Regions from separate parts of the Homo sapiens genome. Here region 1 is linked to region 2. A link is an interaction called in ENCODE POLR2A ChIA-PET data of the cell type or tissue named here. Cell type or tissue: PC-9. All regions are shown on one strand.

The links. Peaks named below come from ENCODE experiments on the same cell type or tissue, not always from the same donor. Only the 100,000 strongest peaks of a DNase experiment are listed, where the experiment ranks them.
Region 1: POLR2A ChIA-PET joins it to region 2 with 5 read pairs; 5 of 35 experiments call an interaction of 5 or more read pairs at or near these places.

What each region holds. Positions count from the first base shown.
Region 1 is chr14:103,323,877-103,328,876 of GRCh38, reverse strand. No RefSeq gene overlaps it. Among named protein-coding and RNA genes, the nearest start is that of EIF5, 7.9 kb to the left of the region's middle. In PC-9, no CTCF peak of the experiment used is centred here; no DNase peak of the experiment used is centred here.
Region 2 is chr14:103,249,169-103,254,168 of GRCh38, reverse strand. No RefSeq gene overlaps it. Among named protein-coding and RNA genes, the nearest start is that of LINC00605, 63 kb to the right of the region's middle. In PC-9, no CTCF peak of the experiment used is centred here; DNase peaks (open chromatin) are centred at 328 and 3,078; H3K4me3 peaks cover 806 bases; H3K27ac peaks cover 4,321 bases.

The DNA.
Region 1 (5,000 bases), 75 kb before region 2:
TCCTTACTGGGCCAAGCAACTGGAGGGCAGGGGACTCATGCTTGAGAAGAAAGGATTCTGGACTTTGGCTGAGGAACAGGCCTTTAGTTCCAAAAGGGACAGAGGCAGGAAGCAGAGGTGTTTGAGGAAAGATAGGGGTCCAGGTGAGGGATCACTGGAGACTGACACAAAGTCTTCCTCCTCCGAAGTGTGGAGCTGTGATCCCACCCAGCAGCCATCCTGCATTGTCCCATTCCTGGAAAAAGAAAAAAACACAAAATGGCATTGATTCTGCCTGCGCAGCGTCCTACGTGTAGCAGATGACAGAGAAATGTGGATGGATCAGAGCAGGCCCTACAATATTGGATTGGTGTTGTCTTGGTCACATTGAAGACACACACAGCACCCCAGTGACAAATTCTCAGGGGTTGCAGGAGCTGCTGATCCCAGGACTGTCCTGTGCCTTAAAACTGGGGGACGCCCATGATGTTGGAACCCAAATACCCTTCTTCCCGTCAGCATAGTCTCAGCAGCTTTCTTTTGAGATATTCGAGCTGCCCTAATTTAGATAGTCTGTGGATAAGAAGAACAAAATCTCTGCCCCAATGGGTGTGTTGGAGAAGTGGTCCCCGGGTCTAATGGCGACGTGATGGGAGTGGCATTAGACTGATCATGGCTGTTAGAATTAGGAAGGTGCCAATGGCCTTGCCGTGCTGACAAAGCCTCGTCACCCATGCTCTCTCACTGTCCTCCTCACACCTTGGGAGGTGGCAAGTATACATTTTATTCCTTCATTTTATGGACGAGGAAGCCGAGACTCAGAGAGATGATTTGCCTCCAGTTGGGGGGTCAGGTGTCCTGATTCCCAGCTTCAGAGCTCTTCCCCCTGACTAGGGACTAATAGTCCTGTGTGGTGCATCTGGGTCCCAGGGATTTGCCTCTCTTCCCTCAGCTGGATTTCCTTTACTCCAGTGCTTTTGAAAGTTTCACATGAGGGGAGGCAGGATCCAAGTCATAACCCTGATAGCTAACACTATCCCAGAAGATCCACTCAGGTGTGCTGTCTTCAGACCTGTGAGGATGCGTTTTCCTTTATGCTACAGATTTTCATTAGCCACTGCATATCCTGCCCGGGGGGCGCCAGACACTGGAGATGCAAATGGACCCCAGAGTGGGGACTTCTTTTGTAAGACAGCATTGAAAAATATGAAAGATTTTAGGCCGGGCATTGTGGCTCACACCTGTAATTGCAGCACTTTGGGAGGCTAAGGTGGGTGGAGGTCAGGAGATTGAGACCTTCCTGGCTAACACGGTGAAACGCCATCTCTACTAAAAATACAAAAAATTAGCCGGGCGTGGTGGCGGGTGCCTGTAATCCCAGCTACTCGGGAGGCTGAGGCAGGAGAATCGCTTGAATCCGGGAGGCTGAGCTTGCAGTGAGCCAAGATCGTGCCATTGCACTATAGCCTGGGCGCCAGTGTGAGACTCCGTCTCAAAAAAAGAAAAGAAAAACATGGAAGATTTCACCTAAAAATTCAGATTTCTGGTTCCTTGGACAGTCGGAAGCCCTTGTACTCTGGGACATACCGACATGATAGATTTTCCAGGAGCCAAGTTTCAGCTGACCTTTTAGACCCAAAGTTGGGGACTGAATGCTCATAGAAAAGAACGAGTGACTCCCTATCCATGTGTGTGTGTGTGCTCTCCCCTTCCAGGTGTGCGTGTGTTCTCCCCCTCCAGGTGTACGTGTGCACTGTCCCCCTCCAGGTGTGTGTGTGCTCTCCCCCTCCAGGTGTGCGTGTGCTCTCCCCTCCAGGTGTACGTGTGCTCTGTCCCCCTCCAGGTGTGCGTGTGCTGTGTTCCCCTCCAGGTGCGCGTGTGCTCTCCCCCTCCAGGTGTGCTTGTGCTCTCCCCCTCCAGGTGTACGTGTGCTCTGTCCCCCTCCAGGTGTGCGTGGGCTGTATCCCCTCCAGGTGTGCTTGGGCTCTGTCCCCCTCCAGGTGTGCATGTACTCTCCCCCTCCAGGTGTGCATGGGCTCTGTCCCCCTCCAGGTGTGCATGTACTCTCCCCCTCCAGGTGTGCGTGGGCTCTGTCTCCCTCCAGGTATGGGTGTGCAGTGTTCCCCTCCAGGTGTGCGTGTGCTCTGTCCCCCTCCAGGTGTGTATGTAGGCTCTGTCCCCCTCCAGGTGTGTGTGGGCACTGTCCCCCTCCAGGTGTGCATGTGCTGTGTCCCCCCTCCAGGTGTGGGTATGCACTATTCCCCTCCAGGTGTGTCTGTGCTCTGTCCCCCTCCAGGTGTGTGTTTGGGCTCTCCCCCTCCAGGTGTGCATGTGCTCTGTCCCCCTCCAGGTATGTGTGTGGGCTCTGTCCCCCTCCAGGTGTGCATGTGCTCTGTCCCCCTCCAGGTGTGTGTGTGGGCTCTCCCCCTCCAGGTGTGTGTGTGCACCCACATCTGCCCCATCATTTATTCCCCATTGCTTGCCTTACCTCTGTGTTTATCTTTACTCATTTATTCATTCATTCAATGGATATGTACCACATGCCCTCTATCTGCCAGCCCTAGAGGATTTAAACAGCTAAGACATTGTTTCCCAGGGCTATTGTTAACAAAGCAACAGAAACTGTGTGGCTTAAAACAACAGAAATTCAGTTTTAGTTTTTGGCTGGGCACGGTGGCTCATGTCTGTAATCTCAGCACTTTGGGAGCCCGAGGCAGGCAGATCACTTTAGGAGTTTGAGACCAGCCTGGCCAACATGGTGAAACCCCATCTCTACTAAAAACAGAAAAATTAACCAGGCGTGGTGGTGGATGCCTGTAATGCCAGCTACTCGGGAGGCTGAGGCATGAGAATCGCTTGAACCTTGGAGTGCAGTGAGCTGATATCACGCCACGGCACTCCAGCCTGGGCGACAGAGTGAAATTCCGTCTCAAAAAAAAAAAAAAAGAAATTCATTTTTTCACAGTTCCATAGTCCAGAGGGTACAAAATCCTTGGGTTGGCCACTGCATGCACTCTCCAGCATCTGGTGGCTGCCGGCAGTCTTTGGCGTTTCTCAGCTTGCAGCCATAGAGCTCCAAATCCGCCTCTGTCATCACTTGGTTTCATTGCCCTTGCGTAAAGTATCTTCACTTGGCGTTTTCCTCTCTGTGTCTCTCTCTCTTTTTTTTTTTTTTTTTTTTTTTTGAGATGGAGTGTCGTGCTTGTTGCCCAGGCTGGAGTGCAGTGATGCGATCTCGGCTCACCGCAACCTCTGCCTCCCAGGTTCAAGTGATTCTCCTGCCTCAGCCTCCTCAGTAGCTGGGATTGCAGGCGCCCGCCACCACGCCTGGCTAATTTTTGTATTTTTAGTAGAGATGGGGTTTCACCATTTTGGCCAGGCTGGTCTTGAACTCCTGACCTCAGATGATCCACCCGCCTTGGCCTCCCAAAGTGTTGGGATTACAGGTGTGAGCCACCTCGCCACCGCACCCGGCCTCTGTGTCTCTTCTTATAAGGACACCAGACATATTTAATTGAAGACCTGCCCTATTCCAGCATGACCACATTGTAACTCAATTAAATCTGCAATAACCCTATTTTCAAATAAGGTCTCGTTCACAGGTACCTGGGGTTAGGTGTTAAACATATTAGATTCTGTTTTGTTTTGTTTTTTCTTCTGGAGGGTCTAGTGAGAGAACATATCGCTTTGGGGACATGATTTAAAAAAACTTCAAATCACACGAAATGTAGAGCATGGCCCTTGCTCATCATCCACTCTGGGAGACTCCTAAAGCGTCAGCCAGTGCCCGGCGGCAGCTGTGGTTTGGTGGCCTTGTTGCTTCAGATACACTCATCACTGGATCCCCACAATAGCAGTCCTCTGACAGAGATTCTGTTGCTGCTCCACTTCTGCACAGATGAGGAAACTGAGGCACAGAGGGGTTATACAGCTTGACCGAGGCTACAGTTAAAACCTAAGTTACTATATCCAAATATATGCAAAATAAAAACCAGGCACGGTGTTGCCCACCTATAATCCCAGCTACTCTGGAGGCTGAGGCAGGAGGATCACTTGAGCAGAGCTGGTGTGTGGATACGGGCAGGAGGCTGGGTCCTGAGAGATGAACAGCGTGTGTTTCCTGGTAAAGCCCAGCAGGCTGCGTTCTGTTTCCCATCAGACTCCTCTCTTGTGATGTGGACAGCAGGAAACTAACCTATATTTTGGTCACTCTCCTGAAATCAAGTCTGCCGTCATTTAAATACCCTCACAAGGTAGGACAGGCTATCCTGCCAATTTCCCAGGGTGACCATCTTACAAGGAGACGGACAGTACAGAAGCAAGGGCTTCTGGTATAAGGTAAAACGAATCTGATTATCTTCTTGACCCAGAAGGTGATATTTCTTTTTTTATTTTTATTTTTTTTAGGTGGAGTCTCGCTCTGTCGCCCAGGCTGGAGTGCAGTGGCACAATCTCAGCTCACTGCAACCTCCGCCTCCCAGGTTCCAGTGATTCTCCTGCTTCAACCTCCTGAGTAGCTGGGACTATAGGTGCACACCACCATGCCCAGCTAATTTTTGTATTTTTAGTAGAGACAGGGGCTTCACCATATTGGCTGGGCTCCTGGTCAGGAGTGTCGAACTCCTGACCTTGTGATCCGCCCGCGTCGGCCTCCCAAAGTGCTGGGATTACAGGCATGAGCCACTGTGCCCGTTTGTTTTTTTGTTTGTTTGTTTGTTTTTTGACAGGGTCTTGTGTAATGGCTTGATCTAGACTCATTGCAGCCTCTGTCTCCTGGGTCCAAGTGATCGAAGCCTCCCAAGTAGCTGGGACTACAGGCATGCGTCACCACGCCTGGCTAATTTTTGTATTTTGTATTTTGTATTTTTTGTAGAGAGTTTCACCATGTTGGCCAGGCTGGTCTCCAACTCCTGGCTTCAAGTGATCCACCCACCTTGGCTTCCCAAAGTGCTGGGATTACAGCTGTGAGCCACCACACCCGGCCCAGAATGTGATGTTTCTAACCTTACGTTTACACAAAT
Region 2 (5,000 bases):
TAAGTTTAATTGTGAGTGAATAAGCCAGACACAAAGAGTACATGGGTGTGCATCCTTGTCAACTGATAAAGAAAAGTGGCTCAGAACAGCCTGAGGAATGGGGGGGGGTCTGCAAAATGTATCAGGTCCAGAGGGACAGGAGCATGGGACCTCAGTCACACCCCCGCAGCCATGCCCAGGGGTAACTGTTTAAGGGCTTTGTTTTTTTCTTTCCTTCCCTGTAGTTTCCAGGCTAGCTAATAAATTACCTAAAATATTACCACAAGTTGCACAATGTGAGCCTCACCCATTATCTTCATGCTCCTGGAATTTGTGATACAAAGAACGATGTCTAATAAATCAATAGGTTATTTTAATGAAACAATAAAAATTTTTGGTAAACAACTTAGGAACTGCCCCATTTTTCCTTTAAATACTGACTTGTGGCTGAGTTTGGCGGCTCGCACACGTAATCCCGGTGCTTTGTGAGGCCAAGGATTGGGAGGAGGGCTTGAGCCCAGGAGTTCCAGGCTGCAGTTAGCTGTGATCATACCACTGCCCTCTAGCCTGTGTAACAGAGTGAGACCCTATCTCTATTAAAAAAAAAAAAAAGCCAGGCATAGTGGCATGCACCTACAGTCCTAGCTACTCAAAGACTAGGACTAGAGGCAGAGGTGGGAGGATCACTTGAGCCCAGGAGTTCCAGGCTGCAGTGAGCTATGATCTCACCATAGGATCTCACCATGGGATTACCATGGGATACCTTTTCTTTCTTTCTTTCTTTTCTTTCTTTCTTTCTTTCTTTCTTTCTTTCTTTCTTTCTTTCTTTCTTTCTTTCTTTTCTTTCTTTCTTTCTCTCTTTCTCTCTTTCTCTCTCTCTCTCTCTTTCCCTCTTTCTCTCTCTCTTTCTTTCTTTTTTTTTTTTTACAAAGTTTCATTCTGTCGCCCAGGCTGGAGTGCAGTGGCGCGATCTTGCCTCACTGCAACCTCCGCCCCCCAGGTTCAGGTGATTCTCTTGCCTCAGCCGCCCGAGTAGCTGGGATTATAGGTGCCCGCCACCATGCCTGGCTAATTTTTGTATTTTTAGTAGAGACGGGATTTCACCATGTTGGCCAGGCTGGTCTTGAACTCCTGACCTCAGGTGATCCTCCTGCCTTGGCCTCCCAAAGTGCTGGGATTACAGGCATGAGCCACCGTGCCTGGGGCCTCAGTTTCTTAATTTTGGTTGGCATTTCTGGTGTTGTCTGGAGGATTCAGCTCTATTCCTCCCTTGCAGCCAACTGGCATTCCCTCTCACACTCAGCAATCCGAACCAGTATAAACACTCTGTGTTCCTCTGACTCCAGAGGTTTCCTTGCGTGCAAAGGTTGAGTCCTGAATTCAGACCTCCCTTCCTTTTGGTTGAGGTCTAGATCTTTTTCTAATTTTTAATTTTTATTTTTTGTGGACATATAGGTGTATATATTTATGCAGAACATAAGATGTTTTGACACAGACATGCAACATGTAATAATCTTATCATGGAAAATGGGGTATCCAGTCCCACAAGCATTTATACTTTATGTTACAAACAATTCAATTATACTCTTTTTGTTATTTTAAAATGTAAAATTAAATTATTATTGACTATAGTCCCCCTTTTGTGCTATCAAATACTAGGTCTTATTCATTCTTTCTAACTATTTGTTTTGTATCCATGAACCCACCTCCCCTTCACCCTCCCACTACCCTTCTTAGCCTCTGGTAATCATCCTTCTACTCTCTGTCTCCACGAGTTCAATTGTTTTGACTTTTAGATCCCACAAATAAATGAGAACACGCGATGTTTGTCTTTCTGAGACTGGGTTATTTCATTTATCATAATGACTTCTAGTCCATCCATGTTTTTGAAAATGACAGGATCTCATTCTTTTTTATGGCTGAATAGTACTCCATTGTGTAAGTACCTCTGTTGATGGACATGTAGGTTGCTTCCAAATTTTGGCTGTTGTGAAGAAGTTGAAACTTTATTTGGGCTGTTTTCCAAATCCTTTCTTTCCTGCAAGAGTGAGGGCTTCTGTCTCTGTCTCTGGACAGGAGATTTAGGCAAAAGCTCTGCAGAGAATGTCTGTCTTCTCCTCAGCCTCATGGCAGCGTTTTGGGTTACAGTGTTGGAGTCTAGTGTAACTGCCCAATGGGTTCCTCTTGCCCACTGTTCAGAGGAAGCCAATTTATCAAGACAGGGAATTGCAACAGAGAAAGAAAGAGTTTAAGGCCGGGCACAGTGGCTCATGCCTGTAATCCCAGCACTTTGGGAGGCTGAGGGGGGCAGATCACCTGAGGTCGGGAGTTTGAGACCAGCCTGACCAACATGGAGAAACCCCATCTCTACTAAAAATACAAAATTAGCCAGGCATGGTGGCGCATGCTTGTAATCCCAGCTACTCGGGAGGCTGAGGCAGGAAAATCACTTGAACCCAGGAGACAGAGGTTGTCATGAGCCGAGATCACGCCATTGCACTCCAGCCTGGGCAACAAGAGTGAAACTCTATCTCATAAATAAATAAATAAATAAATAAATAAAAACAGTTTAATACATGTTGTCATCGGCTAAACAGGAAACTAAAGTTTTATTGCTACTCAAATCAGCCTCCCTGAAAATTCAAAGTTTAGGATTTTTTTAAAGATAGTTTGGTGGGCAGGAGGATGGGAAGTGGGAGTGCTGACTGCTTGGGTCGGGGATGAAACCGCCGGGAGTCGAAGCTGTCCTCTTGGGCTGAGTTGGTTCTTGAGTGGGGATCATAAGACGAGATGAGCCAGTTCACCAGTCAGTGTAGCCTCAGCTGACCCATCAGAATGCAGGGTCTGAAAAACACCTCAAACACCAACCTTAGGTTTCATAATAGTAACGTTACCTATGGGGGCAACTGGGGAGGTGAGGAATCTTGTGGCCTCTGGCCGCGTGACTCCTGAGCCAAAATTTCTCATCTGTGGCTCATTTGTTAGTTCTACAAAGGCTGTCTGATCCCCAGGCAAGGAGAGGGTTTGTTTTGGGGAGAGGCTGTTATCTTTGCTTCAACATTAAGCTATAAATCCCTCCCTTCCTCCTTTGGCCTACACTCAGGAATGAACAAGGGCAGCTTGGAGGTGAAAGGTAAGATGGAGCTGGTTAGGTCAGATCTCTTTCACCATCATAATTTCCTCATTGTTATCTTTTTTGCAAAGGTGGTTTCACTAGCACTGGTGATTTCACTTTTTTTGACCTAAAGTTACATAGCATGATTTTAAAATTGTAGCTGTTTCCTATTGCTGGTAATTTGGACTCGTCTTTTCAATTGTGACCAATTCCTGCTAGTTTCAAACCAAAGGGTGCATGAGGGTGAGTTCTCTCACCTGGAAGTTAAGAGACACTTGCTCCCTCCAAACCCAGCTGGGTGCTGCAGGGGACTAGAGATTTTATGGGGGTGTTGGGATGTTTGTCCATGATGTGTAGCAGTCTGAGAGGGCCTCCCTGCAGGACAGACCCCAGCTGGAAGGTGCACATAAGGGCTGGTCACCTGGCGCCTTTAGCACTCTACCACTGCAAGGGGACCAGGGATTCTGAGACACATAAGACAGTCAATCACGGTGTCACTGGGACCTTAGGGAGTGACGCTTGCAAGTAGCACACTTCAACCAGAAGCTCTGTTCCAGCCTTGATCACTTTTGAGAAGGAATTTCTAAAAGTATGGGAAAATGGTTGTCAAAAACTGAGCTTTCCTTTAAGGGGCAATCCCCCTTGGAAGCACCAGCCGGGTTTGTGGGTCACCCCTGTAGAGCGCCATGCTGTGGACACCCAGCCAGATGCACCCACATGACTCAGGATGACCCCAAATTTCAATGGCCAAAATCGGGGTCTTTGGAAATTTCTAAGTTAATATGTTTGTGCATACAATTAGCAGGTTTTAGAACCAGACAAATTGAACAGCAGTCCTATTTTAACGGTAGGTAGAAGCTTCTAAGAGAGGTATGGAAAAAATGGCTTCCGTCCAGGAGATAAGCAAAAAATTGTCAGAAACAATTTCACAACTAAAGAAAACCTTGAAAATGTCTTCTCTTTCTCCTTCCACTGCTCTCCTGTTGCCTCCTCCCACACCTCTACATCCACTTTTGTCAGGCCTTCCATGCTCTGGTTACCATCTCTCCTATCCCTCCTCCGCCAGAGGAAGAGGCTCAGCAAATCCCACAGCACTCTTGCAGATCTTCTGGTCAACCCGCTTCTTTCAACGAAGGCAGCTCCAGCAGCTGACTTGCCAGACCCAACCTCTTAAGAAGATGCAGATAAGCCCACATGACCAAAGAGGGGTCTGCTTCTCTTGCAAGAAACAAAGTCACCTTTAAAAAGATTGCAAACAACTTAAATGGCAACAGGAGAGAAAAACCACCCAAGAGAAACAGCTGCTCTGGGGAGCCGAAGGGGGCGTTTCTATTTCTCCTTCCTCTCCCATTAGGAGGAGTGGATCCACTGCTGAGTGAAGAGACTCCTGCTCTCACTGACACCAGAGCTGTCTTCTCTGTTCTCAACCCCATCATATATAACTGTCCCCTTCCTCAGAGGAACGAAACCACTGAAATGGTGGGAGTGCCTAACCCACCCATGACTGTAAGGCCCAAGTTTCAGAATTTCAAATAGGGACTGCATGAGACTATTTTTGCATTGCTGCAAAGAAATGCCTGAGGCCGGGCATGGAGGCTCACGCCTGTAATCCCAGCACTTTGGGAGGCCAAGGCAGATGGATCACCTGAGGTCAGAAGCTCAAGACCAGCCTGGTCAACATGGCGAAACCCCATCTCTACTAAAAATACAAAAATTAGCCAGGTGTGGTGGTGCGTGCTTGTAATCCCAGATACTCGGGAGGCTGAGGCAGGAGAATCGCTTGAACCCAGGAAGTGGAGGTTGCAGTGAGCTGAGATTGTGCCACTGCACTCCAGCCCAGGCAATAGAGCAAAATTCTGTCTCAAAAAAATAAAAAAAAGAAAGAAAATATTTTGAATTCGGAACC